3 separate regions of the Homo sapiens genome follow, and all the other regions are linked to region 2. Evidence: read pairs that join two places in POLR2A ChIA-PET (ENCODE). Cell type or tissue: CD4-positive, alpha-beta T cell. All regions are shown on one strand. Each heading gives the region's core, and the rest is flanking DNA. Links, peaks and the distances in the headings are about the cores only.

Evidence for each region. Peaks named below come from ENCODE experiments on the same cell type or tissue, not always from the same donor. Only the 100,000 strongest peaks of a DNase experiment are listed, where the experiment ranks them.
Region 1: POLR2A ChIA-PET joins it to region 2 with 5 read pairs; 1 of 35 experiments calls an interaction of 5 or more read pairs at or near these places.
Region 3: POLR2A ChIA-PET joins it to region 2 with 5 read pairs; 2 of 35 experiments call an interaction of 5 or more read pairs at or near these places.

Annotation. Positions count from the first base shown.
Region 1 is chr17:78,257,009-78,267,313 of GRCh38, reverse strand. It overlaps LINC01993 (long intergenic non-protein coding RNA 1993), which reads left to right. Exons shown (of 7, transcript NR_073178.1): 5 at 1,081-1,337; 6 at 3,092-4,067; 7 at 5,401-5,965. Among named protein-coding and RNA genes, the nearest start is that of LINC01993, 16 kb to the left of the region's middle. RefSeq lists enhancers at 1-74, 8,069-8,238, 7,784-8,648, 8,971-9,290, 9,301-9,350, a silencer at 8,511-8,560 and cis regulatory regions at 8,211-8,799, 10,299-10,305. In CD4-positive, alpha-beta T cell, for the core only: no CTCF peak of the experiment used is centred there; DNase peaks (open chromatin) are centred at 4,040 and 4,883; H3K27ac peaks cover 1,266 bases.
Region 2 is chr17:77,872,096-77,882,400 of GRCh38, reverse strand. It overlaps LINC01973 (long intergenic non-protein coding RNA 1973), which reads left to right. Exons shown (of 2, transcript NR_028337.1): 2 at 1-3,400. Among named protein-coding and RNA genes, the nearest start is that of LINC01973, 6.8 kb to the left of the region's middle. RefSeq lists a silencer at 6,132-6,317 and enhancers at 7,366-7,866, 9,417-9,918. In CD4-positive, alpha-beta T cell, for the core only: no CTCF peak of the experiment used is centred there; DNase peaks (open chromatin) are centred at 5,170 and 6,270.
Region 3 is chr17:77,355,620-77,365,924 of GRCh38, reverse strand. The region is part of intron 2 of SEPTIN9 (septin 9); the gene reads right to left. Among named protein-coding and RNA genes, the nearest start is that of MIR4316, 36 kb to the left of the region's middle. RefSeq lists enhancers at 952-1,608, 1,784-2,078, 1,609-2,267, 8,901-9,402. In CD4-positive, alpha-beta T cell, for the core only: no CTCF peak of the experiment used is centred there; no DNase peak of the experiment used is centred there.

The DNA.
Region 1 (10,305 bases), core at 2,856-5,355, 390 kb before region 2:
GGAATGGGGAACGCCAGCACCACCGTGGAGTGGTCCTCACACACCCACAGAGCCCAAACCACCAGGCAGGGTCCCCCAACCCCAACACCAGGCAGGCTCTAGCCACCCTGTCGGTTCCCAATAAGCCATTTATTGAATAAAGATTGAATCCAAAACTCCAGGTTCCAGGGGAGTGTGATTCCTGAGCTCTGGCTGAGGGTAGCCGGGCCGGAAGAACACCCAGAGGGAGTAGCTATCCTCCATGCCCTTCTCCTCTGCAGCACGGGTTGGCGCAAGCTCACCCTGGGCTAAAGGAAGGCTTGCCCTGCCATGCCCCTGCTCAAGGACCTGCCAGGGCTCCCTATGGGCGTTAGTATCTGATCCCATCCCTCTGCCTGGCTTTCAAGGTCCTCTGTCCCACGGGGCCATCCCCGGAGGTCAGACAGGCCTCCTGCTCACACCATGCTCCATGCCCTCCCTGGAGCTGTTCTGTACTGGCCTCCCCACAACTCCCCACCACCCCCACCCTGCCTGGTCATCCCACTAGGTTCACGTCTCGCCTTTAGAAGCAAGCCCCTCTCCACCCTCTGCTATCCGTTTCCTCATCCACGTTTCTCCAGTTATTTCCTGAATGCTCATTATGCCCTAAGCCCCCTGCTAGGGATCCTGAGAATGAAAGACTCAGGTCTTGCCCTCCATGAGCCTGAAACCCAGTGAGGGACGCTGGCCGACGACAAAGGCAACTGTGAGATAAGCCAGGTGCCAAGGAAAAAGGGAGAAGAGGGTGTGTGTCTTGGCAGAGGGGTAGGGCTATCATGCAAGGCTTCCTGGAGGAAGAGAGAGGCTGAAAAACAGCTGGAATTCTTCCAAGTGCAGAAGAGGAGGAGGCTGGACAGTGCCTGGAGGCCCTGCCAGCACTGCCCCTGGCTGACTCCACACACACCTGGGAGGACCAGCCAGGGGCTCCTCCCCAAGCTAGTGCCTCCCCACAGCCAGGGTGGGTCCTACAGGGAGGCAGAGACCTTAGCGGCGCGGGTTCCAATCCTGGCTTTACTGCTCACCACCAAGGTTCCCTTCCTCCCTAATCTGTTTCCTCCCCAGCAAAATGGGATCATGGTCCCAGGCGTCCATTCGAGGTCCTCTCCCCTTGGCAGGAGACGAAGGACACTGAACCCAGCACTCAGCATGGGCTGGCAAACCTAATCAGTGCCCATGGATTATGTTTGCCATCCACTGACTGGTGGACGGATTGAGGACCTTGGAGTTATCTTCCTGAATCTTCCCTCCTTGATGGCAACTCACCTCCGCTCACCAAGGGGTCCAGGAAGGCACCTGACTCTCAGGACCGCTGGCGTCTTGTATGTGTCAATCACCCAACAGACCAGGAATGCATGGCAGTACACACCGCCTCTGCTCCTGCCAGGGCCCTGGCAGGAGCGTGACAAATATTTGTTGTGGAATTAGGTTCTTAAGCGATGACGCTCTGCCCAGGGATCCCAGGGCAGCTCGGCAAGTGGGCGTGCCTCAGCAGGTGCCAGTTGTCCTTCTGTTCCCAGGAAGGGGCTCTTGGGTTCCTAATCAGACGGCACATGGCCGGGAGCAGTGGCTCACGCCTGTAATCCCAGCACTTTGGGAGGCCGAGGCGGGCGGATCACCTGAGGTCAGGAGTTCGAGAGGAACCTGTCCAACATAGAGAAACCCCATCTCTACTGAAAATACAAAATTAGCCAGGCGTGGTGGTGTGTGGCTGTAATTCCAGCTACTCGAGACGCTGAGGCAGGAGAATCACTTCCACCCAGGAGGCAGAGGCTGCAGTGAGCCAACATTGCGCTATCGCACTCCAGCCTGGGCAACAAGAGCAAAACTCTGTCTCAGAAAACAAAACAAAACAAAACAAAACAGAAGACCCAGCCAGGGTCTTGTCTCTGCTTCCAGCGGGGGCAAGCGCTCACCACAGAGAGGCCTGAACCCCATGCGTGCCTACATCACCTCTCGGTCTCCAGGCCCGCCCATGCTACTCATTAAACTAGGCCTTTCTGTTGCAGCCTGTCCTGCAGGTCCCCAAATGTGGGACCTTCCTTCATCCTGCCATCCTAGACCTTGGAATCAGCAGGTGGGTGGCCAAGGACAGAAATTATAAGACCTAGAGCCAGATGCGGTGGCACACGCCTACCGTCCCAGCTACCCTAGAGGCTGAGGCAGGAGGATCTCTTGAGCCCAGGAGTTCGAGGATGCAGTGAGCTTTAGCTTGGGTTACAAAGCAAGACTCCATCTCCAAAAAAATAAATAAATAAATAAAAAGTAATTAAAGAAACAATAAGACCTAGGAGAAAGTGACCTTCAAACCTTCACACTATTTTGATCGTGCACCCTTACCAACAAAAATGATATATGCATAGTTATTTTTAGATTACAAGTTTCCATGACCGCATGAATACATTACTTGCATTATAAAACATTCACGAAAGATAGGCATTTAAAAAGAGCGAGATTTAAATGCTAAGTATAACATTCTCCTCCCTGCCCCAGGGGGGTCATCCTGCATATCCCATTCTAGAGGCCAATGTCAGCAGGACAGCCCTCCCTTCCCCAGCTAGGATGGAGCCCCTCCCCTATGATCCATCCCCCAGCCTCAAGTTCCAACCTTCCTTCTTCCCAAAGACCCCTGCAAACTCTGCCACTATGAAGACCATACTTTTCCTCGTTTCCTGATCCCAGATGTTTTTTTTTTTTTTTTTTTTTGAGACAGAGTCTCGCTCTGTCACCCAGGCTGGAGTGCAGTGGTGAGATCTCGGCTCACTGCAAGCTCTGCCTCCCGGGTTCACGCCATTCTCCTGCCTCAGCCTTCTGAGTAGCTGGGACTACAGGCGCCTGCCACCACGCCCGGCTAATTTTTTGTATTTTTAGTAGAGACAGGGTTTCACCATGTTAGCCAGGGTGGTCTCGAACTCCTGACCTCAAGTGATCCGCCTGCCTCGGCCTCCCAAAGTGCTGGAATTACAGGTGTGAGCCACCATGCCGGGTCTGTCTCAGTTGTTCTATCATCAGCTGGGGAGCCATGCCTGGGGTGCCCAGGGTGCCTCTAACAAGGGCCATCTCTCATCCTCTGCAGGGCCAGCCTGGGAGAGAAATTCATCTGGCTTATGGCACAGGGACAGAAGCAGGCCGGCTGAGGACAAGGTAACAGAAGGGCTAGGGCTTTTAGAAGACAAAGCTTCCTTCACGGATGCAGAAGGAGAATGCTGTTTCTCTGCGCTGGGCAACCTGGGTTTGAATCCCATCTCTGGGATAAGTGTGCAGGGCGCACAGCAGGTGTTCGGCACACAGAGCCCTTACTGAAGATACTGCTCAACAAGGCAGGGTCTGCCTGGCGCTGGCTTCAGGCCCTTGGCAGGGGCTGGGCAGCCACTCTTGCCCATGCCCTGGTGGCCCCGAGATGCCAGCACTCCTCTGGGTGGTTGGGGAACCCACCCAGGGTGGAGGAGGTGGGCAAGGCCTGGGATTCCACATCTCCAGGGCAGCAGACCCCACGGTCTCCAGGGATCTTGTCTGTGCCCAAACTCCTGAGACTTCCCTGTCCTTTCCCACAAGGGCCCTGGCTCTGGTGGCTGCAGAAGTGGGAGGAGGGGATGTGGGGGAGTCTGGGGAAGGCCACCTTCCATGACGCTCTGCCAAGCCAGGAGGAGCGAAGGAATAACCTGGTCCCCGTGCTGGACCCTGGACTCCAGGAAGCAGAGCCCACAGCCGGCTCAGCCTTGGGTCCCCTGCCTCTGTGGAGCTGGCCCTACCCCAGATGGCCACTGTGCCTGAGGCCCGGCATCTGACCCTCTGTCCTCCCTGCCGAGGGGCCAGAACAGAGGCCCCGGCAACAGGCAAGGCGCAGTGCACGGAGCTGACCCCGTGCCTCGGTCCAGGCCTAGCAACAGGAAGTGAGAGGCCAATGCCGGTAAACGAGATCCGAAAGATTAGAGGCCTCGCTGCCGCCCCAAGTTAGAGGACAAGTTCCTGGAAGGAGGAGGAAGCTGCCGCAGTAAATAACGCCAGACCCCAGCGTCCCAGCTGTCAGCAGCCAGTGCGGCCGCAGGCTGGTAGGCCCAGGAGGGAGCAGGTGGGGGCAGAAGGCACAAGGGGGTGCCCTGGTCTCAGCCCAAGCTGGGGACACCTGGAAGGCAGTAGAGGGGTTCCTGAGGGTCCCCCCAGCCCAATCCCTAAGTCCCCATTCCCCTGTCCACACACACCACAGCTTGCAACCGTATCTAAAGACAGAAGCGGGGCCGGGTGCAGCGGCTCACACCTGTCATCCCAGCACTTTGAAAGGCCAAGGCGGGTGGATTACTTGAGAGCAGGAGTTCAAGACCAGCCTGGCCAACATGGTGAAATCCCCTCTCTATTAAACACAAAAATTAGCTGCGTGTGGTGGTCGGTGCCTGTAATCTCAGCTACTGGGGAGGCTGAGGCAGAGAATCGCTTGAACCTGGGAGGTGGAGGTTGCAGTGAGCTGAGATCGCACCACTGTACTCCAGCCTGGGCAACAGAGCATGACTCCATCTCAAAAAAAAAAAAAAAAAAAAAGAAGAAGAAAAAGAAAGAAAAGAAAAAGAAAAGCCAGCCAGCTGCAGTGGCTCATGCCTGTAATCCCAGCACTTTGGGAGGCCAAGTTGGGAGGACTGCTTGAGGACAAGAGTTTGAGACCAGCCTGGACAACATAGCAAGACCTCATGTCTGCAAATAAAATAAAATAGCCAGGCATGGTGGTATGTCCCTGCTACTCTGGAGGCTGAGGCCGGAGGACTGCTTGAGCCCAGGAGGTTGAGGCTACAGTGAGCTATGATCATACCACTGCACTCCAACCTGAGCAAAAGAGTCAGACCTTGTCTCAAACAATAACAACAAAAAAAGACAAACCACAGCACGGGGGAAATTTTTTTTTTTTTTTTTTTTTTTGACAGAGTCTCACTCTGTCACCCAGGCTGGAGTGCAGTAGCTCGATGTCAGCTCACTGCAGCCTCCACCTCCTGGGTTCAAGCAATTCTCCTGCCTCAGCCTCCCCAGTAGCTGGGATTACAGGCATGTGCCACCACGCCTGGCTAATTTCTGTATTTTGAGTAGAGACAGGGTTTCACCACGTTGGCCAGGCTGGTATCGAACTCCTGACCTCCAGTGATCCCCGTCCCTTGGCCTCCCAAAGTGCTGGGATTATAGGCGAGAGCCACCGCAGCTGTACTGTGGGGAAATTTTTTTTTTTTTTTTTTTGAGATGGAGTCTCGCACTGTTGCCCGGGCTGGAGCGCAATGGCTCGATCTCTGCTCACTGCAACCTCTGACTCTTGGGTTCATGTGATTCTCCTGCCTCAGTCTCCCAAGTAGCTGGGATTACAGGCACATACCACCATACCCAGATAATCTTTTGTATTTTTGGTAGATATGGGGTTTCACTATGTTGACCAGACTGGTCTCGAACTGCTGACCTTGTGATCCGCCCGCCTTGGACTCTCAAAGTGCTGGGATTGAAGGCATGAGCCACTGCACCCAGCCCTGGGGTGAAATCTTTGCAACGCACAGAACCCGCAAGGATCAGTATGCTTGCACATACCAACCAGCCTGACCAGTCAATGAGAAAAGACCAGAACATGCTCTTCACAAAGAGGAATTCAAACGGCTAAAACATAAGAAAAGGGGCTGGGCGCGGTGGCTCACGCCTGTAATCCCAGCACTTTGGGAGGCCAAGACGGGTGTATCACGAGGTCAGGAGATCGAGACCATCCTGGCTAACACGGTGAAACCCCGTCTCTACTAAAAATACAAGAAAAATTAGCCGGGCATGGTGGCGGGCGCCTGTGGTCCCAGCTACTCGGGAGGCTGAGGCAGGAGAATGGTGTGAACTTGGGAGGCGGAGCTTGCAGTGAGCCGAGATCGCGCCACTGCACTCCAGCCTGGGCGATAGAGCGAGACTCCGTCTCAAAAAATAAATAAATAAATAAATAAATAATAAAAGGTACTCTCCTTTAGCAGTTAACAGAAAGAGCAGGGCCCAGTGTGGTGGCTCATGCCTATAATCCCAGCACCTTGGGAGGCTGATGGGGGTGGATTGCTTAAGCCCAGGAGTTCAGGCTGCAATGAGCTATGATTGCACCACTGCACTGCAGCCTGGGTGACAGAGCAAGACTCAGTTTCTTCAAAAAAAAAAAAAAAAAAAAAAAAGAGGCCAGGCACGGTGGCTCATGCCTGTAATCCCACCACTTTGGAAGGCCGAGGCAGGCAGATCACCTGAGGTCAAGAGTTCAAGACCAGCCTGGCTAACATGGTGAAACCCCCATCTACTAAAAATACAAAAATTAACCAGGCGTGGTGGTGGGCACCTGTAATCCCAGCTACTCGGGAGGCTGAGGCAGGAGAATCGCTTGAACCCGGGAGACAGAGGTTGCAGTGAGCCGAGATTGCGTCACTGCACTCCAGCCTGGGTGACAGAGTGAGATTCCATCAAAGAAAAAAAAAAAAAAAAGATCAGATTAAAATTGCCAGGAGATATCACCACATATCACAAGGACAGCTAAGATGAAGAAGTCTGATAACACTAGTGTTACCGAGATGGAGAAGTGTGGGAAAGTGGGGGAGGAGGGCATTTCCAGCACTTTGGGAAAGGATTTGGCACACCTAGTAAAGCTGCAGATGAGAGACCCCAGAATCAGCAGCCCCACCGCCAGGCGTCCGCCCTCCCGAAGCAGGCACCTGTGCCCCAGCAGACAGGAATAAGAATGCCCACCAGCACCACCGTACATGGCCAGTCTGGAAACAAAATCCCAAATGTCCCTAAACAGGTAGAATGGAGAAATAAACTATGCTCTAGGGACCCAGTGGAAAAGTACCTGGCAGCAGAGAATAAATGACAGCCACAGCACGGGTGACTCTTGCAAACAGCCTAATGAAGCCAGACATAAAAGGAGACACCCTGATTCGACTTCTGTAAAGTTCACACACAGGCCACACTCAACACTCAACTGCTATTAAGGGATACATCTACGGTGGCAAAATCATAAAGAAAAGCAAGTCCTGGTCATAAAAGTCAGGCCAGGCCAGGCCTGGTGGCTCACATCTGTGATCCCAGAGATTTGGGAGGCAGAGGTGGGAGGACCGCTTGAGTCCAGGAGTTCGAAACCAGCCTGGGTAACATAGTTAGACTCCATCTCAAATCTGTCTATCTATCATCTATCTATCTATCTATCTATGTGTGTGTGTATATATATGTGTATATATATGTATACATATATGTGTATGTATATGTATATGTGTATATATATATGAAGAAGAATGTCAGGGCAGCAGTAACTTCTGCAGAGGGAAGGGTTGTAAATAGGAAGGAAGCTTCTGGAATCCTGGCCATGGTCTATTTCTTTTGTGTGTGTGTGTGTTTGTGTTTGTGTGTATGTGTGTGTGTGAGACACAGTCTTGCTCTGTCGCCCAGGCTGGAGTGCAATGGCACGATCTCGGCTCACTGCAACCTCTGCCTCCCGAGTTCAAGTGATTCTCCTGCCTCAGCCTCCCGAGTAGCTGGGATTCCAAGCGCCCACCACCATGCCTGGGTAATTTTTTGTATTTTTGGTAGAGACGGGGTTTCTCCATGTTGGCCAGGCTGGTCTCGAACTCCTGACTTCAGGTGATCCACCCGCCTTGGCCTCCCAAAGCCCTGGGGTTACAGGCGTGAGCCACCACGCCCCACCATGGACTATTTATTGGTCTGAGTGGCTATGGCACGGGAGTTTATTTTATATGTATTTATTCATAACACTGTACAAATATGCTTCATGAGCATTTCTGTATGCGTGGTAAATTTCTTAATTTTTTAAACAAGCAAGTGTATTTGAGCGCCCATTGTGTTGGGCACTGGGGATGGGCCATGCCGAGCTCCCGCTAGCCCACGGTGAGCTGATGGAGTGCAGGTGAACATCCTGTGGCTTCCTGTTGAAGTCATGCACAGGGTCTCCCCAGCTCTGTAGCCCCCCTGCTCTGCACCTGGCTGGGGAACAGCCCTCACGCCCCCCTCACTCCACCCCCCATTCTCTCCCGGTCTCGCACCCTCATGGCACCTCACTCTGGATTTCCGGAGATGGTGCTGAAGGCGAACCTGGAGAGGGACATCTTTCCCACTAGGGGGTCCCAGTTGGGGAAGTGCAGGGGCTTGGAGGAGCTCCCTCCCTTCCCCTTCCCACCCTCCCAACAGCACACATGACCTTGACACCCAGTGGCCCCCACGTGGGCCAAGTGCATGCCCACCATGGGCCCAGCCAGGCCCCCAGGCCCAGCGCCCTGTCCTTTGCCACCCAGTCCCCCAGGCTGGGAATGATGATGGCAGTGCCGACAACTCCCCTCTGGATCCCAAGCTATCGGGGCTGGGCTTAGGCTAGGGCGCTATAGATCCTGCAGGCTCAGGGCCAAGAGGATGGGATGGAAAGGACATTTCCCCCCCCCCACCCCCCCCACCTGTTTACCAGGACCCAGGGCCGCTATCTCCAGCTGCGATCTGCTGCCTCCCTTTATCTCAGCGGGGCCAGCCCTGGGTTCCCAGCAGCAGCCTCCCCGGCGCGCACTTCCTGCCAGCAGCCCAGCGTTACAGGAATCCGCACACTGAACTCAGCATGTGAGTGTGTGCCCACACCCCAGCGCCTGCGCCTGGGCGGGTGCCAGGGAGCCGGGGGCGCCGTGAAAGGCAGCCCACCTGGGGCTTATGTCGCAAGGCCCCCTCCAGCCAGCCCAGTGGCCTCCCACTGCTCAGGGGAGCCGCAAATCTCTCAAGAAGGCCAGGGAGGGGGCTGTCTTCAGGACCCCCAGACCTGACTCTGAGAGGCTGAGGCCAGGCCAGCCCCTGTTCCTCTGGAATCCTCGCCATGTCCTTCTGCACAGGGGTCTCACACCCTGGGGGGTGTGCACACTTCTGCCTGGGGGGTCCCAGGGGCAGGGGATGGCGAACCACATGTCCCTCCATTGTCAGTCACCTGGCTGGTGTTTACTGAGTCCTGTGGTCCTGGCACTGGGCTAGGCATGCAGGACACACCAAAGGAGGAGGGCGTCTGGGCCCTGCAGGCACAGGGCATCAGCCACACGGAGAAGTCAGAGGAGTAAACAGGCAGCTGTGACCCGTGCGCAGTGGGAAGAAAAGGTGCTATAGGCAGCACAGGAGGAGGGCTACCTCCATCCCCCACTGGGCTGGGCCAGGAGGGCTTCATGGAGAATGAGGCGTCTCAGCTAAGATCTGAAGACTTAGAAGGTGGTGACCAGGGATGCGTGCCGACGGTTGGGGGTTTTCCAGACAGAATGCAGGTGCAGAGGTCTCGGGGTGAAAGAGAGGCCAGCGCATTCGGGAACAGAAGTGTTGCAAGCCAGAGTGTGGGGCGGGGAGGCGTCTGGGAGGCAGAAGGGCTGGATCCCACAGAGGCCAGGGAGGAAGCCCCGCCGAGGGGCCCCACTGCACCCACGGACAGAGGAGCTCAGAAGTTTGGGAAGGGCTGGGCTGCAGGGGTCAGTCCTGGGGGGCAGGGGCTCAGGAGAGAAGGGAGCAGCTGGCATGTGGGGGTGGGGCCAGCCTGCGTTGGGGCAGGAGATGACCCCAGGACCTCCAGTGATGGTGACCCTTCTAGTGAGAATGTCAAGAAGAACTGCAGAGAGGGGAGGGAAGAGGGTCAGTGCTGGGACAGGGGTGGGGGCAAGTAGAGTTGGCTCCACAGAGGGCTTTGGGCTTCTCATCCCAGCCTGGGAACTGCGGCCCGTCCCCAGCTTACCAGCAAGACAACTCAGATCTCAGTTGCAGCCAGGGTCACACACACACACGTGCGCACACACACATGCACACACACACACACACCCATGTACACACGCATGCACACACACACATGTAGGAGCCCAGACAACCCCCCAGAGGCCAAGCTGGGGTCATGGGGTCCACCTGCCACAGGCCTCACTGCACCTTTCCGTGTGAGAGCCCACCCTTCTTGCTCCTCCACACTGTCAGACCCCACTGGGACAAGGCAGGGCTGGCCCAGGTGACCCGGGGACTAGATAGGAGGACCCAGAAGAAGGAAACTGTTCTGCCCCAGGTTCCCCCAGGGAGAGGCCACCTATCTGGGGAGACAGCTCTGATTTGGGAGAAAGGGAGAAAGGCCCTGTTGGGTGACCAGCTGTGCCTCTCGGGCAGGGTCCTCGGGCCTCTGTGACCCCAGCCTCCCTGCCCATCCTTCCACTGCAAAGCCGCTGGGACCATTGGCAGGGAAGCTGCAGAGGGCAGGCTTTGCAGACTGCGAAGCTTGGCAAACAGGAGGCCATTCTGTGATTCTGC
Region 2 (10,305 bases), core at 5,075-7,574:
ACTTGCACACATGTGCACAGTTGCACACACATGCATTGAACACATGTGCACATATATGCGTTTGCATCCACTTGCACACCCACACACCTGTGCACTAGCACCCATTTGCACGCATGTCCACACACTTGCACACATGTGCATTTGCAGAAATGCACCCTTGCACTTGTGTGACACACCTGCACACTTGCATACACCCATTTGCATACAGGCACAGACACACTCGCATACATTTGCACACACAGCCACAAACTTGCACAAGCAGCACTTGTACACTGACACATATCCGTTTGTGCCTATACAGTGCACACTTACACATTTGCACACAGCTGTGCTTGCTCACACATTTGCACACACCCACCTACACACTTGCACACATACTACACACTTGAGCGTGCAGCACACATACCTATGTGCATACATGCACATTTGCACATGCACACAGCAGTGGCACACACTTCTCTATCACTCTCCCTAGTCACTGTTCTCCCCTGTGATTCCCACCCCTCTGACCGCCCCTGCTCACTTGCTGCCCCCTCCACTGGAAGGGGCCTGGCCTGGTGCCCTGTCTCTGTCTGTCTCCACCGTGCAGGGAGGTTTCACAAGGACTGGCTGATGTCTCGCCTCGAGCTGGCCTGGCCGCAGCTGCTGCTGAGCGGAAGTCTCTGAGGGGCGAGGCTGAGAGGAAACCACACTCTCACTGGGGTTCCCGCAGCTCTGGCCTCTGGGGAGGGGTGTGGAGATGTGTGGGCGTGAGATGGCTTTGAGGGAGGGACAGCATGAAGCTTTTCGCTGGGTCTGTCTTTTCAGTCTCCAGGACAAAACTAGGCCACTGTGCTCCAGGAGAAGGGAAAACCCACGTCCCCCCAGGCTGGGCCCACCGGCAAATCGGGCTCCCAGGCCCTTCTCAGCCCATGCTTCTGTCTCTGCCTTGTCAGGCTTATTCTTTGGGGCTTTGAAGCAGCCTTTGGTGGGCAAACGGCATCTCAGGGAACCCTGGCCTGTCTCCTCCAGAGCTTGTGCCTTGGCCCTGGGCAGGGGCCACCATGGGCTGTTGATGTAAATGGCATCCCCAGAGTTGTGCAGTGTGGGGGCAACCCTGAGGTATCAGCCCAGCCCCCTGTCTGCAGCTTTTGCTACCCAGCCCAGCTCCAGCTCTGTCTTTGTCACTGGGGGTGGTGGGGGAGGCTGGAGCTCAGGGACGGGGCACTCCTGGCAGATTCTCCCTGCCCCAGGTGGAAGGGGAGGGGGGAAGTACCCATCCTCCATCCTCCTATCCTGCCAGCGGGGTGGGCGCTACTATGCTGGGGAGGGTCTGGCTGAATAATGATGCTGAGCTCGGGACACCAGCCTTCTCCGTGCACCTACTGTGTGCCAAGTACCATCCCAAGAGCATTATGGGTGGTAACTTATACAATGACTCAGAGAGGCACCGCTATAATCACCCCCAGTTTCTGTCTGGTTCCAGTCCTGGCCACACAGCTAATAAGCAGCAAATGGATTTGATCTGATTTTATCTGAACCCAGGCAGGCTGGCCCAGAGCCCACTGTCTAATCATTGGGCCGTCCAGCCTGTCAAGACTCCAGGCTCGCTGGCGTCGTACCCCTCTGTCATTTCCCAGGGAAACAAGCTCTAGCAGCACCTGCCCTGTGGGTACTTTGGCCCTGCCTCCCTGCCTCCCTGCCTCCCTGCCTCCCTGCCTCTCATGATAGGAGCCAAAGAATGGTCTCCTTTGCAGGAAAGGAGCTCGACGGGGGTCTTCTCTTGCAGGCTCTGTCTTGCATGTGGGTCCTGAGCTTTCTCATTGAGTAAGGGGAGGGGGCAGCTGGTTCAGTCCAGCGCAGAGTGGATGGAGGCCAGTTGAGGCTTTCTTGAAACCCTAAGCCCAGCTGGGATCCTCGGGGAAGGATCCTTCGCTGGGATCTGACTGGCTCTTCCAGAGGTCAGTGGGGCATGTGGCTGGAGCCCAAGTAGGAGGGAGGAAGAAATGGTGGTCTGAGTCCTGGGGTGACCAGGCCCTGAACCTGCCCTGCTGGGACCCCATTCCCTGACTCTAGGCCCCCTTTCCCCACCACACAGGACACCAGGCTCTTGCCTTAAGACAGGAAAGGAAATGCCTTATGGTGAACAATTCTCCAGGTCCCTATTGTGGCTCCAACAGATGCCAGAGGGACATGGCAGGTGACCCTGGTCTCCTACGACCCTGACTTTACTTGCTGTCATGAGGCCAATCTCTTACCTTGACCCACCTCCTGCCTCTGCTTTCAGAAGGGCAGAAGAGCGGGCCTCCTCTAGCTTCCCAGCCGCCTCCCGCCTCCTGCCGCCCGGCAGCGCTGGGCCCCCCAGCAGCGAGGTTCAGGAGGGGAAGAACCTCTCGCAGGTGAACAAATTGCTGCACATCAGACACATTCTTTTCAAGCCTCATTTTCTCTCCTTTTCATGCTAACTTTCCCACTATTAAAGAGCATTTTTAAAAAGAAGATGAAAAAAGGCAGAGAGAAAAGAAGGATGAAAGTGTGAGCGGGTATCCGGAAGTCCTTTTCAATTGCCTGCTGCTGTGCAGGGTCTGAACTAAGAGCAAGAAATTGGAGGATGCTGGAGGGGCGAGGTTTCGTTTCAGTCCTGCCTATTGGGCCAAGTCTGGGGCGGGGAAGGAGAGGTGATGGAGGTGGGCCTGGCTGGGCCCTGCGGCCCTGGAGGCTGCCCCTCTGCCTGCCACCCAGCCCCTGGCCTGTGCCTGGCACAGGAAGCCCGTCAATAATTTCTTGTTGAATGAATGAAAGAAAAGAAATCAGTGGATGGAGAAGGGCTGGATTCTTTTGTGGGGACCTTCCACGCCACCTTCTCTGTGGGGCTCTAGGGCTGAGAAAGAAAGGACAGATTTGGCAAAGGTCAGGCAGGGGCTGGGAAAGCATTAGGTGGACCAGGCATGCTACAGCAAGGCCACGCCTGCACTGTTGTCCCACTGGTGACACCCATGGGTGCAGCCATGGCGGGTGGGCGCAGTTTCACATGGGATTGGGGGTGAGCCTGGGTTGGGTGGGCGACCCCCACCCCTTCCCTACCCCTCTCCCCACCAGCAGGTACTACTGGGTCTGCGTGAAGATAAAAGCTCAGGAACATGCCAGGAAGGTGTGACCATGATGATACCTCTGAGATGAACCCAAGAAGAAACAGCAGAGTATTACAAAGGGGAACAGGACTCAGGGTGGACTTCAAGTATCATTAAACATAATCAAATATTTAAAAAGTTATTATTGACTGGGTGCAGTGGCTCACGGCTTTAATCCCAGCACTTAGAGAGGCCAAGGTAGGAAGATTGCTTTAGCCTAGGAGTTTGAGACCAGCATGGGCAACATAGTGAGACCCCATCTCTAAAAAAAAAAAAAAAAAAAAAACAAGAAAAAAACAGGAAATAAAATACAATAAATAAAAAAATTTAGCTGGGCATGGTGGTGCACACCTGCAGTCCCAGCTACTCGGGAGGCTGATGCAACAGGATTGCTTGAGTCTAGGAGGCCGAGGCTGCAGTGAGCTATGATCAGGCCACTACACTCCAGTCTGGGCAACAGAGCAAGACCCAGTCTCATACACATACACACACACACACGCAAGAAAGTTTCTGTTTAATCCAAAGGATGGAATGCTATCCAGCAGGGAAAAGGAAGGAGCTACTGGTACATGCAGCAATGTGGGTGAGCCTTGAAAGCATTGTGCGAAGTGAAGGAAGCCAGACACAGAGGCCTCTGTATATATGACATTCTGGAAAAGGCAGAGCTTTAGGGACAGAAAATCCATCAGTGGTTGCTTGGGGCCAAGATGGGGGGAGAAGATTGACTGCAGAGGGCCAGGAGGGACTTTTCTGCATCATAGAGACATTCTCTATCTCGATTGGGTGGTGGCTCCATGACTACATATACATGTTGAAATCCATCAAATGGTATACTTAAAATTAGTGAGTTTTATTGCATGTGAATTGTACTTCAACGAAATGGGTATATTAAAAATCTGCAGCTGTCTGCAATCCTTCTATGTCCTAGGCATGAGCTGGGAACATCTAAATATAGGATTTTCAATATTCAGGACAACCCAGTATTTTTTCAGAGAGATGAGCACAGGCTTTGCGAGGTCACACGGTGAATGCAGGCCACACAGCTTATATGCCAGCGTGGAGATAAAGGCTGAACTTTCTGCCAGGGGCCTGGAGGGGAGTGAGCACAATAAGACCTGACCGTGGTGGCCATGGAGCCTGGTGCCCCAGGGTTCTGTGTTCCCAGGGACCTGCTGTGTAAGGCCCGACCATCTGCCCACAGGAGCTCAGATCACCTTTCTCTCCAAACTGTTTGGGTATTTGAGTCCCTGGATTTTTCTAAATCAGAGTTTGGTTAGGCCTGGTCCCCCAGAAATGCCCTCAGAGCCCCAGGCAGGGACCCCAGCCACTTGCCCTGGAGGAAGCCCCTGGGCTTGCCTCCCTCCTTCCCCCACCTTCTCTTTCTCTCTGGATATCAGCATATTTGTCACACTTACTTCATTTCTCCTCCAGCTTGGTGACGCAAGGTGAGCTGAAGGAGAGCCGCTTGGGTGAGGATTATGAAGGCACGGGTGCCATGGAAACCACTCTGAAGGCCCCCTAAAGCTGCAGCTGTCAGGAGGGGCTGTCTGCTGCCATTGGTCGGCCACGTGGACCCTCTCCCTAACACGATGCGTGACTTTTATTTATTTTACTCTGTTTTGCATCTTATGCCTGCTCTCGGCTTCTCTTGGCTTCCTCACAGTCCTGGTGCAGGATGCTGCCTGCAGGTCAGTAGGATAAAGGTGCTAATGTTTTCTGTTTCTCTTTTTTGAACTTCTGACTTTTTAGGCTCATTTTCTGGTGCTCTCTCCTCCATGCCATAAGGCAGCACAGATTTCAAGCCATAGATGTTGGAGGCAGAAAATGGGATTATGTTAGACAGAGAGGGAAGCCAGCTCTTCTAGCAGGTGCTGTAGAAATGGCTTCTGATTTTGGTCACAGAAGCAGTCCCTAACTTTCCCTGCAAATCCAAGAAGCCCTCAAAGGGGCCAAAGGCAGGCTCTTTAGCACAATGTCAATCTGAGCAGAATGGAAGGGTTGCCAGAGGTTGCTAGTGAGATTCAAAGCCCTGTGGGTGCCTTGATCTTCCTAAGCTTGCTTTTAGAGAAGTGTGCTGTCGAAACTTCAGGAGGCCGCCAGCTTCTGGTTGGACCTCAACCTCCTCCTCCCTCAACCTCCTCCTCCCTTTGAGTAGGAATCAGAAGAATCTTTTACATTAGCCTTTGCCTTGATAGTTTTTATATCCTTCATTTTATTTCTTTCCAGCAATGGCCCTGAGAAATTGGCAGGCGAAGTGCCATTAACCCTGCATTGGAGAGGAGGAAATTGAGACCCAATTTTTTTTTTTTTTTTTTGAGACAGAGTCTCGCTTTGTCACCCAGGCTGGAGTGCAGTGGTGCGATCTCAGCTCGCTGAAATCTCCACCTTTCTGGTTCAAGTGATTCTCATGCCTCAACCTTCCGAGTAGCTGGGATTACAGGCGTGTGCCACCATGCCTGGCTAATTTTTGTATTTTTAGTAGAGACAGGGTTTCACCATGTTGACCAGGCTGGACTTGAACTCCTGACCTCAAGCGATCCACCTGCCTTAGCCTCCCAAAGTGCTGGGATTATAGTCGTGAGCCACTGTTTCCAACTGAGACCCAATAATTTAAGTAGAAGGGCTGGGACTGGGGCCTGAGGCTGCTGCTCCCTGCCTAAGGCTCTGAGACTGCTTGATCACAGGGTCAAGATCTTTGATGAAGCCGCTTTCTCAAGCTGTGGGTGGGCTTTTCCTGGTAGGAAATTTGCCTGAGACCTGGCAAAGATGGGACCTTTTAAATAGTGAAGGGAAATGAGCAATCCTTCCAAAGTCAAGTTCCTCAACGAAGCCCTTCTAAACACTGTCTCTCCTCCCTGCACACATGCCTATGTGCACACAATACACATGCTTGTTCATGCTTTATCCCTCTTGGTTAGGGGTCTATCCCCATCAAGCCATTAAAGTTGTTCTGGTGGAATCTCTGATGACACATTTTTTTTTTGGCTTGTGAAAACCAACCATTTTGTTATTTCATGAGTTTATGAGTTGACTGGGCTCAGCTGGGAGGTTCTTCTGGATGGGGCTTCAGTCATAAACAAACATGACTAAGTCAGAGTCCCCAAGATGTATCACTCACATCTGGCATTTGATGCTGACTCACTCTGGGCTGGCCACTCCACCAGGGCTGTTGACTGGAGAGGCTACACGTATCCTAGGCTGGGATTCTCACAGCATGGGTGCCTGGGTCTGAGAGGGAGGGCCCCAAGAGAGCACATTTTAAGAAAGAGGAAGTGAAATGTGCCAGTCTTCAAGACTGGACCCAGAACTGGCATAATGTCACTTTTGCTGTGTTCTCCTGGTTGCCTGCTGACATGTCAAGTACCACATCAAGTGGGCCATTTGGGGCCTCATCTGAACTGAGCTCTCTGGCCACATGATGTAGCTGACCTGCCCCTTCTTGAAGCCCCCTCCTCCCCGGCTTCACTGCATCCCTCTGTCTTGGTCTCGTCCCCCTCTGTGTTCCTGCCACACTTTGATGATTTCTGTTCTCCAGGTTTTCTCTTCCTTGTTTCATTCTTGGCCTTTTCCTCTCTCAACTCCACACACTGTCCCAGAGACCCCATCCAAGCCCATGATGTGATGTCGTATCTGTGCCAAGGAACTCCAAGTCTGCCACTCCAGCCCACACCTGAGAGCCAGCCTTGGGCATCCAACTCTCCCAGACATTCCTGCCCAGAGGCAGATTCAAGAATTCTAAAGTGCCTCTTGCTCAACCCATCCAGAGAGGAGCTTGCCATCCTTCTCCCAAACTTGTCTCTCCTTATGAGGTCCCCAACTTGGTCCCCCGGACTTCTGACCCCAATCAGCCCCTCTACCATGTTCCTGGGTAACAGAAAAGGCACTACTTGGGTCATCAGAAAAAATAACTGGAAGTGATTTAGAAAAATAAAAAGGAGTGCCTACTGCTCTAGGATTTTTCTTACTTTAGAAGGAAAGCAGATAGAGATCTGGGAGCAGCCCCAGCTTAATTGGAAAGCCACATTTGTACAGGCTGGAGGGGCCTCAGGAATGGCAAACAGCTTCTCTTTGCTCAAAGGAATTTTCTGGAAACCATAATAGCTGCCCTTGCTAACCACAGGCTGGTCTTTCTGGCGGAATTAGCACGAGTATGTGGTCAGAATGGCCGGGCTGGAGCCAGCCTGGATGTTTCTGCAGTCTGAGCTCCCTCAGTGCCCACAAGTGGGGGCTGAGATTCAGGGGAGCACGTAGGTGCCCCAAGGAGCTGGGGGTCACATGGGAACCTGGAGATTGGTGAAATGCAGTTTGGCCTGAATGGGGAGTAGGGCCCTCCATCCCCTCTCCCTGCACCCTCCCTTCTCCTGGCGCCCTCCCCTCTCCCTGCACCCTTCCTCTCTCCGCTGAGCAGCCTTCTCTTTCTAAGGAGCCGAGGGGCACAGGAGTAAGCAGAGGAGCTAGTGTGTGCCGAGTGCCCGCTCTGTGCCAGGCATTTTCACACCATCTATCACATCACACTCACTCCGAGGGCAGGTTCCATGATCACCTCCATTCTTCCTAAGAGGAAACAGGCTCAGGATGGTTCAGAAGTTGCCCAAAGTTGCAAAGAGGAGACGCTGGGGTTTAGTCCAGCTCTGTCTGACTCCACACCCAGCTTCTGGGCACTGCTTGTCTTGCACTGAGGGTCCACACTCTGCTGCGGGGAGGCGGGGCAGTGCAGAAACCCGGCTTCTGAGGGGGTGTAGACATACTGGGTGCAGGCAGCTGCTGGATACTATAGGCACCACCAGTGTGACTGAACCGGGCCTCCCCGAACATCTCGCCCCACCCCCCAATCATGTAACAGGACACTGCTTTGCTGTTGAGACCACAGTGGGACAAGAAAGAAGATACAGGCTCTGATCTGTGTTTGGTGATGGTGCAGGGAGGGAGGGGGGTGGCTGTCCCTCTGTGGGGACCAGGGAGGGTTTCAGAGGCAGGTTGAGTCTTTCTGGGCATGCCACCTGCATTTAAGGGGCAGCCATCAGACAGGTGACCTACTGGGCTAGACCCTTCCCTGGATATCAAAACAGGTGCAAGCTTCAGTCCAGCCATGTGGCTGGGGAGGGATGGGGGGAGCAGGGGCCCCTCGAGAATGAGAACATATTATTTGAAAATGGGCTTTGCAGGCTTGGTCTGCAAGGCTGGACTCTGCAGGCTTGGCCTGGGGCAAGGGGCACAGAGACCTTGAAGGGGACCCCAGTTTCGGGTTTGAGCAGGGTGGAGGGGCTACTGGTGCAGGAAGGGGCTGCTTCGAGTGGAGTCAACCAGCTGACGCTGAGGCAAAGGGCTACCCACGTGAGCATCTTTTCCAGGATGGCTTTTTAAAACAGCCAGGATGAAATGGACACATCCTTGGACGTATTCAGCGAGGAGACGGGGCTCCTGTGAGGCCATGGCCGTGGGAGGTGTGGGACGAGAAGATGGGCTCATTTTTATTGCTTGGTGCCCTTTGTTTCTGGCTCAAACAGACCGGGTCCTGATGTCTGCTTCAGTTGCAGGAGCAGAGCCAGTATGCTTGGCACCTCCGCACGCATCCTCTCCCCTCCTCTCCCCCCCGTCACTATCTCAGATCTCTTTCATCCACCTGCAAAATGATTAAGGCTTGGGGCAGCCTGAGCCAGGACTGACAAATCAGGTGCAGGCTTTCAGAGACTAAATCCTGTTTTGAAGTCTGTTTACTCTAAAAAAAAAAAATAATCTCTTTGATGCCTGGAGAAGAAAGATGCATATTAAACAAAGACCCAACTCTGAATTCCAAATGCATGGTCGTCGTTATCAATCTCTCCAGGTCCAAACTCGGGAAAGCATGCATCCTCCGTGTGCGTCCTTTTCACCAGGCGTGTGGACACGTAATTCATTAGAGTTAATTAGTTAGTCACATGCATCCCCCAGATGCTGGATCAGAGCCTTCGTGGGGGCCTGTGCAGCTGTTGGATTGAGAGGGAGACACAGTGGAGATGGCAAGGGCAAGGGAGCTGAGGCTGAACAGTCTTGATCTCTGAAACAGATGGTGTGCACGTGTGTGTGTGCATGTTTGTGTAAGTGTGTGCATGTTTGTGTAAGTGTGTGCATATGTGCGTGTGCGTGTTTGTGTGCGCATGTGTGTGCATGTGTTTGTGTCTGCATGTGTGTTTGTGTGTGCGTGTGTGCGTGTGTGTGCTTGTGTGCGTGTGCGTGCATGTGTTTGTGTGTGCATGTGTTTGTGTGTGTGCATGTGTGTGCGTGTGTGTGTTTGTGTGTGCGTGTGTTTGTGTGTGCGTGTGTGTTTGTGGGCGTGTGTGGGTCTGTGTGTGTGTGCACGCGTGTGTGTGTGTGTATGGTCATTCACACCCCTGGGTGCAGCAGCAGGTGTGGAGGAGCATATATGGGGGGAGCTCTGAGCACACGGGCTCTTGGCCGGTGCTGCTCCCACCAACTCTGTGGCTTGAGCTGCCTTCTGCATGTCCCTCATCAAGTCAGCTGGGACATCGTTGGGGGCCAGATCGTGTCCTCTCTCGACGAAATTTATGTGCTAAAGCCCAAGCCCCCAGTGCCCCAGAATGTGACTGTACAGTATTTGGAGATGAGGCCTTTCAAAGGTGATTAAGTTGAAATGAGGCCGTTAGGGTGGCTCCTCATCCAACCCAACTGGTGTCCTCACAAGAATTTGGACACAGAGACACCAGGGATGTGTGAGCGCCCAGAGACCATGTGAGGACACAGTGGGAAGACAGACACCTGCAAGCCAAGGAGAGAGGCCCGAGGAGAAGCCAAACCTGCTGACACCTTGATCTTGAGCTTCTAACCTCCAGCACTGTGAGACGATACATTTCTGATGTTGAGGCCACCCCCAGTCTGTGGTTCTTCGTGATGGCAGCCCCAGGAAACGAATGCAGATACCATCACCTTCCCGTCGGCAGTCCAAGGTCACCGAGCAGACCCAAGGAGACACTGCAGGCGAAAGTACCGTGGAGATTAGCAGGCAATATGCCATTCTCGTTCATTCTTCTCTTACAGCATTAAGGAGAAAATCTCATTTGGTGAAGGTATGTCTCTAACACCTTGCTAACACTTGGAAATCTCCCATTTGAAAAAAAATTTAGATAAAATTCACTGAACATAAAATTCACCACTAGCCACTTTAAAGTGCGCACTTCTGTGACATTTATTGTGTTCA
Region 3 (10,305 bases), core at 3,486-5,985, 510 kb after region 2:
GGGCTGAGTCACCAGCCTGCCCTAGTTCCACGTCAGCAGGAACAACAGGGACTCAAGCAGAGAAGAAAGCATTTATTTTCAAAGTCACCACAGTGACTGAGGCGACGTGGTCCCCAGGGAGCTCTCCTCCCTGCTGGCCCTCTGTGGACCGCGGCTCCATGTTCTAACAATGCCTCTGCCCATCCCGTAAGGCCCAGCAGGTGGAAGGAAAGAGGGTGGAGGTTGGGAGTGGCGGCCTGGCAACCCGGGAAGGGCAGGGAGCAGGAACATGCCCTCCCTCTTCTGCACCCGCTCAGAAGGCTCCACAGGGCCTGTCCTGCCATCCACAATCCCAGGGAGATCCTTCCTCAATGCCTGCCCTATAAATGCCCATCCACCCTACACTTGAACACCTCCAGTTACAGGGAGCTCAGTACCTACCTATGCCATTCATTCTATCTTTGGCTGTTCAAAAAAGAGGAAAGAGAGAGAAAGAAAAGATAGGAAAGACAGAGAAAGGGGGAAAGAGAGAGAGAGGAAAGAAAGAAAGAGGAAAGAATAAGACAGGAAGGAAAGAAAAAGGAAGGGAACGGAAGGGAAGGAAGAGAGGGAAGAAAGAGAGAAAGAGAGAGAAAGAGGTACAAACAAGGCAGGCTTCATGGAGCAGAGACTCAATAAGGGAGCAAAATACATCTGCAGTCAGGCTGTAGATGGATTTCTACAGGAGCGCATATCCACTCTACTCTTTCCGGAACAGAAAAGTGGAAAGAAGATGTAGCGGTGTGGGTGGGTGGCGGCTCTTTCTGGGGGCCTGGAATGTGGGGCATCAGCCCTCTTGGTTTTGAGAAGGAGACTAAGATCACCAACATCCACAGTGGAGACCGAACCACATAAGGGCTGGGGACATCGTCTCTTCTGCATCTCTAACAAAGACCCGATGCTCTAACTATGGGAACCTGTGGAAGAAGAAACAAAACTGGCTCTGGGGCCCTTTAGAGAACTGGTTTTCCATCCAGTGGTGGTTGTGAAGAAATTTCTGGAGCCAGCCTCAGCGGCCTGGGCCTGCACAGCTGAGACTGTCCCTGGAAGCTGAGTGGAAGTGGGGAGCCTCCAGGCACAGCTGGGCTCTGCTCCCCACCTCAGCCAGCAGCCCCAGGACTTCTGGGTGCTCCAGAGCTTTCTCCAGAGGGCAAATCCAGAGTATGAGGGAGCGGGGAGATGCCCAACATTGGGGGACCCCTGCCCGTCTCTGCCCCCAGCCTCGCTGACCTGAACAGGGAGGCCATGGGTGTTCAGGGGTAGAACTGTGGGCTGGCAAGCCCCCAGCCCTGGTCTCTTCCTGCCCCCCTCTCCTCACTGCCACTGACCATCTCTGGCTACATGTTGACACCTCCACAGGATGATGGAGAAGAGAGAAGAGGAACCTCTCCGCTCTGCCCAGCACACTCCAAAGAGGCTCCAGTGCAAAGGCACCGACGTTCACAGCCAAATGTGTGTGGGGGTTCCCCAGGAGTGGGACGCTTCCACTCCGTTCCAGACTGCCATGAATCGACAGAAGGTTTTATGTCACCAAATATACCCCATTAACAAATTACCCTAACACTCAGTAAAAAAATAAATAAAAATGCATGCACCCCGTGCCCTGCAGTGCCCCCATGCCGCACCCCTCTTTGCACCTGAGCCTCGGCTCGCGCTCTTGGCCTGCCGCCTTGGGAACAGAACGCTCTGCGTGGGAGGCAGACAGGAAGCGCGGGGTGCGCTGGCTGGGCCCCTCCAGACAATCTGGTATTGCTTTCCCCAGATAATGAAATCTTCCCCACCCTGAGTGTCTCTGGAAGCCAGCCGGCAGCCAGATCAACCTAAATGAACCATTTGTCCCTCCTGTGAAGTGACCTCAGGGACCTAATGGGTTTGTTATTAACACAGTCCCCCTCGCACTCTGTTCCCCCTCCTCACTTTTCTCCCCCTGCATGAGTCACTGGCCACGATGACTCGGCCCAGCCAAGGGACCTGGCCAGCTCTGGCCAGGCTATGTGAGAGACAGCACAAAGGACCAAGGCTGCCGGAACCAGGCCAGAGGCTGAGGGCCACACGGACCCCCTGGAGTGTCTGTAACTGGGGACTCCTAAGGCTGCTCCTTGGTTCTGGGGACCTGTCCACTTGGGGACAGTCTTAAGGGAGACTCTTAAAAGCAGGGAGCCAAAAGGGTGAACTAATACAGAAACACTGAGGGCCAGGGAGAACTTGAAGATGGGCTCGGCTGGGCACAGTGGCTCATGCCTGTAATCCCAGCACTTTGGGAGGCCAAGGTGGGCGGATCACCTGAGGTCAGGAATTCGAGACCAGCCTGGCCAACATGGTGAAACACCATCTCTACTAAAAATACAAAAATTAGCCGGGTGTGGTGGCAGGTGCCTGTAATCCCAGCTACTCAGGAGGCTGAGGCAGGAGGATTGCTTGAACGCAGGAGGCAGAGGTGGTAGTGAGCCAAGATTACACCACTGCACTCCAGCCTGGGCAACAGAGTGAGACTCCATCTCAAAAAAAAAAAAAAAAAAAAAAAAAAGACAGGCCCAAGGCCTGGAGAGCCAGAAGTCACCTTCCCACCTCTGGGTGGCCCACTTTGAGATTGTATCACGTCAGAGAAAGTTGCGGGAGTGTCTGTTTATAATTCATAAGCAACACTGTTTCCTTCTCCCACTAGCTCCTGGCTCTAGCAGGCCCCTGACTCGTGCCTTCCCCAGGGTCTTGGGTCCCCCCAAGCTGGACTCCCGGCTGTTGGTGGGATGACCATGTGACCTGTCACTTCCCTGCCCACCGTCCTGGGCAGCCTCTGTCACCTGGTGCATACAGAGTGGAGCTCAGCAAGGCCGGGGCCGCCGATCTCCTGCCAGCCACATCTGCCTCCTCTCACGCCACTTCTCCCCGCCTTGGTCATGCCCAGGGGCTCACACTTCCCCACAAGCCAGGTGCCAGACCTCTGTGCCTGCCCTATCCTGTTCCCTCTGCCTGGTGGGCCCCTCACACCCTCCCTGGCCTGACTCAGGCCTGATCTGTCTTCAGGTCTCAGCTCAGAGGCTGCTTCTTCTAGGAAGCCTTCCTGGGATCGTCAGATGAAGGGATTCTCCTCTGGACCCTTCTTCTATTTTCACAGCCTCAGGAACAGCCTCTAACTCAGGCCTTACTGAGTTAGTGTGGCATCCAGGAGAGCCACAAGCGTGTGACGAACGTGTTGAAGCCTTTTTAAAAGCTGAAGGAGCCCTGTGAACATACAGCAGCATCAGCTCAGACTGCGAAGGCACAGGGGAGTCAGCCTCCTTCAGCCTCGTCTGCCCCTGGCCTTCCTCTTGAGGAGGTGGGAGCCAGTCAGCTGGGATTAGGAGGTGGGCTTCATGGAGTAGAGACTCAATAAGGGAACAAAATAAATTAGAGAATTCTTTTGCTGCAAGGAACCTAGACAAGGAGCACCCAGTCAGAGGAGGAAGGAAGAGACCGGCAGCAGACCTCCCTTGCCCCAGCAGTCCTGCAAGCCAGATGGGCCAACTTCTCAGCACAGCTGTTCTCCAGCACAGAGAAATTTCTCACCTTCAGCAACAGGGTGGGAACATTCCCAGACAGGGCCACGGCTACTCTGGTCACAGGGACCACGGAGTCTGAGTCTCTGTGGCTTGTCCCATCCATGTGGCCACAGATCTTGAGCACACATCTGGAGCTACAGAGCCCAAAGGGCAGGGCAGGGCAGGGAATCTGCCTGATTGGTGAAGGCCACCCCACCATCTGGAGTACAGGCCTCTGCCCCCAAATCCACATGGAGCCTCCGATACGGGGCATCGATTTCAAGGAGGTGAATGTGGACATTCAAGGCCAGTGAATGGCCAGGTGTCAACACATCGACAGGCCCTTGGCCCCTCCCCCAACACTGAGGGTAGGAAACAAATGGGGTCTACATGGTGCATATGGTCTCCAGAGCCAGCAAGGTGTGCAAGACCCGGCAGCTGAGAAAACTGACCACTTGGCCGGGCGCGGTGGCTCACGCCTGTAATCCCAGCACTTTGGGAGGCCGAGGCGGGCGGATCACGAGGTCAAGAGATCGAGACCATCCTGGCTAACACGGTGAAACCCTGTCTCTACTAAAAATACAAAAAATTAGCCGGACGCGGTGGCAGGCGCCTGTAGTCCCAGCTACTCCGGAGGCTGAGGCGGGAGAATGGCGTGAACCTGGGAGGCGGAGCTTGCAGTGAGCCGAGATAGCGCCACTGCACTCCAGCCTGGGCGAAAGAGCGAGACTCCATCTCAAAAAAAAAAAGAAAAGAAAAGAAAAGAAAACTGACCACTCGATTATGAATAAGCTAGAACATTTATCCAGAAAAAAAAAACAGCTTTGTCCAATTGGGGACCTAAAATCTCAGGACCTATGTCCCCTTCCTATAGAGCCACATCACTTTCCTAATGCCCACCCTCGATCCCACCTGCCTGCCAAGCTTCAGGTATCCAGAACACAGCATGACAGCAAGCTCTGTGATTCCCACAGGTTTTCCCAACCTACCCCAGGCATAGCTACATCTTTAGTTCTGAGCAGCAGGGAGTGACATGCAGATGGTCACCCAGACAGAGAAAGACCTTCAAAAGGAGGGCAGGCTCTGTCCCGCAGGCAGTACCTATTGACACAGACATCAGTAGGCAAATCTTTCAGGAAGATTTTCATTAAGAAAGAACGAAAGAGGCCCAGTGCGGTGGCTCACGCCTGTAATCCCAGCACTTTGGGAGGCCAAGGCGGGTGGATCACCTTAGGTAAGGAGTTCGATACCAGCCTGGCCAATGTGGTGAAACCCCATCTCTACTAAAAATACAAAATTTAGCTGGACGTGGTGGTGGGCACCTGTAATCCCAGCTACTTGGGAGGCTGAGGCAGGAGAATCACTTGATCCCAGGAGGCAGAGGTTGCAGTGAGCCAGGATCACACCACTGCACTCCAGCCTGGGGGGCAACAGAGAGAGACCCCGTCTCAAAAAAAAAAAAAAAAAAAAAAAGGATGAAAGACAAACAAGGCTGAAACTGGCAGGCTGGTACATTTCTAACAACCTACCCTAGGCCGGGCGCAGTGGCATAATGCCAGCATTTTGGGAGGCCGAGGAGGGCAGATTGCGAGGTCAGGAGATCGAGACCATCCTGGCTAACACGGTGAAACCCCGTCTCTACTAAAAATACAAAAAATTAGCCGGGTGTGGTGGCGGGCGCCTGTAGTCCCAGCTATTCTGGAAGCTCAGGCAGGAGAATGGTGTGAACCAGGGAGGCGGAGCTTGCAGTGAGCGGAGATCGCATCACTCCACGCCAGCCTGGGCGACAGAGCGAGACTCCGTCTCAAAAAAAAAAAGAAACAAAAAACAAAAACAACAAAAAAAAAACAACCTACCCTAGTAGGGAGCAGGAGGTAAGGCCTGATATGTAGTGTTTGCCAATTCCTGTGGTGTAAACACACCCACTGTGGCAAATTTCAAGCTACAAACAGGACATCACTAAACACAGAGTTGGGAAAAGACATGCACACCACTGGATAAAACGCTCAGGCAGCTACGGCTTATTCTTCCCTGGGAAGGGGGGTATGTCTAGAATGCCCCTTACTATGGAGAATGACTGTGGCAAATAGGGTTCAACTGGCAGGCTGACCCAATCAACTGCCCACTGATGTGATGTGGGGCAGGTTTCTGAGGCTGCCTCCATGCTCAGGGAAGAAGGTGGCCATGTGGCTACAGACCTGGCCCTGGGTTTGCTTTTTTTTTTTTTTTTTGAGACAGAGTTTTGCTTTTTTTCTCCAGGCTGGAGTGCAATGGTGTGATCTTGGCTCACTGCAACCTCCGCCTCCTGGGTTCAAGCAATTCTCCTGCCTCAGCCTTCCAAGTAGCTGGGATCACAGGTGCCCACCACCATGCCCAGCTAATTTTGTATTTGTAGTACAGATGGGGCTGTTGGCCAGGCTAGTCTCAAACTCCTGACCTCAGGTGATCCACCCACCTTGGCCTCCCAAAGTGCCAGGATTACAGGCATGAGCCACTGCGCCCACCCGGGTTTGCTATCTTGAGGATACATCTGGAGTTATGTGCTCATGATTTTTTTTCCATTTTAAAACTTTGATTTTATTTTATTGTTTTTAGAGACAGGTCCTGCTCTGTCACCCAGGCTGGAGTGCAGTGGTGCAATCATAGCTCACTGCAGCCTCGAACTCCTAGGCCCAAGCGATCCTCCCATCTCAGCCTCTCGAGTAGCTGGGGCTGGGTCTACAGGTGCCACCACACTCAGCTACATTTTATATTTTTTTGCAGAGACAGGGTCTTGCAATTTGCCCAAACTGGTCTCAAACTCCTGGCCCCAAGCAATCTTCCCACCCTCAGCCTCACAAAGTGCTGGGATTATAGATGTTAGCCAGTGCACCCAGCAGCCATCATGATTGACTGGTGACGTCTGTTCCAGCTCCAGGATGAAAGAGCAGTAGCACTTCAGCCAAGCATTTGTGGCTCCTGATTGGAAGACGTTTTTCTTGCCCCTTAAGCACAGTGCAAATGCCACCTCCTTGGTAAGCTCTTTTCCAATCTTACTTTCTCCCTGGCATAGGGCCTGCCACAGCTCTGTTCATACAAAGAGAGCTATCAGTGCATGTGGTACAGATGCTAGTTGTTTCCCCAATATCTGAGCTCCCTTTTTTCTATAGTAACTGAAGTTTTGGTTGTGCACAGGGAAGCCCAGCTGAAGAATACATTGCTCAGCCTCCCTGATGACAGGAGCGGCCATACAACTGGGTTCTGGCCAGTGGGAAGGAGCTGAAGTGTTTAACTTTCAGGTCATGCCCTTAAAAATAAAGAGGGACACTTGCCCTTTCCCCTCTCCCTTCTTCCCTTCCCTCTGGCTGGAGTGCAGACATGACGGCAGGAGCTGGAACCATCTCAGCTCAAGAGATGGAAGCTGTGTGTCGAGGATGCACCAAAGGAATGAACTAGGTCCGGGCTGTCCTGGGCCCCCATAACGACTGACACTTGGACTGGGACGTGGGTCCGAGTGCTGCTCAGCCTCTGATGTTTTAGCTTTTGTTACACAGCCAGATGGTGCCTTGACTAACTCAAGGTATGGCCATCATCCCACCTGTCTGGCAGGGCAGGGGTCTCATCTTTATACGCTGAGCCCCTGGCAGAATCTGGTGCAATATACATAGTTAAAGCAAAATGAACAGGCTACTTTAACCAAGGTTTATTTTGTGGGTTGGTTTTGGCATTTGGTTTTAATTTTTATTTTATTTTATTTATTTATTATTTTTGAGACAGAGTCTCACACTTGTTGCCTAGCCTAGAGAGGAGTGGTGCGATCTCGGCTCACTGCAACCTCCACCTCCCAGGTTTAAGTGATTCTCGTGCCTCAGTAGCTGGGTAGCTGGGTTCTCCTTGAGTAGCTGGGACTACAGGTGCACGCCACCATGTCTGGCTAATTTTTGTATTTTTTGTAGAGATGGGGTTTTACCATGTTGGCCAGGCTGGTCTTGAACTCCTGACTTCAAGTGATCCACCCGCCTTGGTCTCCCAAAGTGCTGGGATTACAGGCATGAGCCACCGTGCCTAGCCAGTTTTGGTATTTGGAACTGGAAAATAACAGTCTGAGCTTCAGAGGGGACAAACACAAACATGAGGCAGAAGGAACAGCAAGTAAACACGTGCCCAGAGTAGGCTGGGCTGCTCACACCCCCAAAACATCGCCAGGTGCTGAGGCCTGGGCTCTGTGTCAGACTCCTGGGTGCAGACCCCGTGGGGACATTCACTGGGTAGTGGGACTTTTGGCAAGTTACACCACCTCTCTGAGCTTCCGTTGACTAAGCTGTCCATTGAGAACAATACCTAGATTGAAAGGACTCATAATAACATGTGAAAAGTGCCTGGCCTAAAATAGGAGCTTGGTAACTGGTAGCCCTCATTATTTATAACATACAGTTTAACGCCCTCGTTTCATAGGAATGAAAACAGGACCTAGACAGGCAAAATGATTTGCTGAGGGTCGCACAGTGTTAATGACAGAGCCAGGATTAGGGCTTGGGGTTCTGACCCCTCCTGCAGCACCCTGGCTTTGTGAGAAGTGGTCCTGGGTGAATACAAGGAGTGAGGAGTTGGTGAGAAATTTTGAAAATGAAGCTGGGTGTGGTGGTGGATGCCTGCGGTCCCAGCTACTCAGGAGGCTGAGGCAGGAGGATTGCTTGAGCTCGGGAGTTGGAGGCTGCAGTGTGCTATGACTGCACCACCGCACTTCAGCCTAGGTGACCTAGCAAGATCCCATCTCAGAAAAGGAAAGGAAAGGAGAGGGGAGGGGAAGGGAGGGAATTTCTGACAGTGATTCCAGAGATAATCAGGATGACCTGAAATTACTTTGAAATGCACCAAAAAATAAAAATAAAATGGATTCATGGCCAGGCGAAGGAGGGATAGATGGACGGTGAGGTGATAAAGCAGGTGTAGCTTGGTGTTAGTGGTAGAATCTAGGTGATGGCTGAATGTGTTCCCTGTAAAATGCTTTCAACTTGACCATGTGTTTTGAACATTTTCACAACAGAATGGAGGGAAGAGAAAGGTAAGAGGGAGCCACTGTAGCTGTTGCAGCAGGAGCAGACCCCAAAACACCATGCATCAGACTTTCAGCCCTGCCCCTGTGGATGTGTCCTTGTTCTTCTTCTTGGGATTTAAGGACATTTAATGAGCGCATGTGTCTTCAAGCCCCCTTGCTTCCCCATCTGCCCCCACACCTGGAAGATTCCACAGGTGGCGTGGGCCAGCTCTCCATCCTGCCCTTTGTGCCCTCAGTGCATGACAGACACTGAGTGAGTGTCAGCCCCTTCCTCCGACACCTTGTCTGCCTGTCCAGAGAGGTCCCCCCACAGCCCAGCCACCAGGTTGATGCTTCTGGACGTCTGGCCGACAGCTTCCTCAGCTGTGTTCTAGTGACCTGGCAGGTGTCCTGAGTCATAAATAAGGCCACTAGTGGATGTTTCCAAAGCTTCCCCTACCACGGCGCCTTCCCCTCTCCCACCAACAGTCCGTCATGACAGCCAGCCTGCATGAGCCTTTTCCTAGGGTTGTGTCTCCTGAGGCTGCTCAGCGCCTGGCCTGCCAGAGCCCACCAGACAGGGTGCCCACCCTTTCCAGGCCTGAGTTCCCACTTAGAGAACCACTTACAGAAGGACAATGGAGAAAGGCAGTTGGGGCACCAAATGGAGTGTGCCTGCATGTGGGGGGGGAGGGGAGGGGGAGGGAAAGCAGGAAGAGAAGATACAAGAGGAGAAATAAGAACAAGAGGAAACATAGAAGGAGGAGGAGCAGCCCCCTTCATGGGGGTGGACTCTGTGTCCAGTTCTCTACCAAGGACACTACATTTATCACCTCGCTTGGTTCCCACGAATACCTTCAAGGTCGCTCCCCCCTGGCCCCCATTTTTCCATCAGGAAGCGGAGGCACAGAGTGAGAAAGAGCTGCCCAAGGCTCCCAGGCAGTTCACGGAGCCACTGGGAGTTACACTCAACCCGTCCAACCCCACGTCCCTGTTCTCAGCCACCACAATAAACCACCAAGGTTCCACAGCCACAGGAGCTCAGCCCGGAGTCCCCACCGGGTCTCCCAAGGCAGGGAGATGGGGCTGGAGGCCATGCCAGGTGCACGGTGCCCAGAGCTGCTTAGGAAGCCTCGCGGTGCGGGCTGGGCACCAGGCAGTGTCTGTAGGATGGAGAAATGAATGAGGCTGAGACACAGTGTCGCCTCTTCCAAACGTGACTTTCCCTGAGTCTCTGTGATTGGTCACCTGAGAGGGCAGCCCTGGTCTCCTGGCGTTTATGTCCGGGTCTAGAGATGCCCTCCCCAGCCAGGTTTTCTTCTGAGGATGGAAACTCAGAACCTCACCACAGGAGGAAGAGCTGGGAGCACTTCATTTTTTTTTTTTTTTTGAGACGGAGTCTCGCTCTGTCGCCCAGGCTGGAGTGCAGTGACGCGATCTCGGCTCACTGCAAGCTCCGCCTCCTGGGTTCACGCCATTCTCCTGCCTCAGCCTCCCGAGTAGCTGGGACTACAGGCACCCGCCACCACGCCCGGCTAATTTTTTGTATTTTTAGTAGAGACGGGGTTTCACCGTGTTAGCCAGGATGGTCTCGATCTCCTGACCTTGTGATCCGCCCACCTCGGCCTCCCAAAGTGCTGGGATTACAGGTGTGAGCCACCGCGCCCGGCCAGGGAGCACTTCTAAGACCTCTGCGGAGGGTTGCTCAGGTCCAAGTCCTTCACCATGGAAGGCCTTTCAGATGCGGCAGCC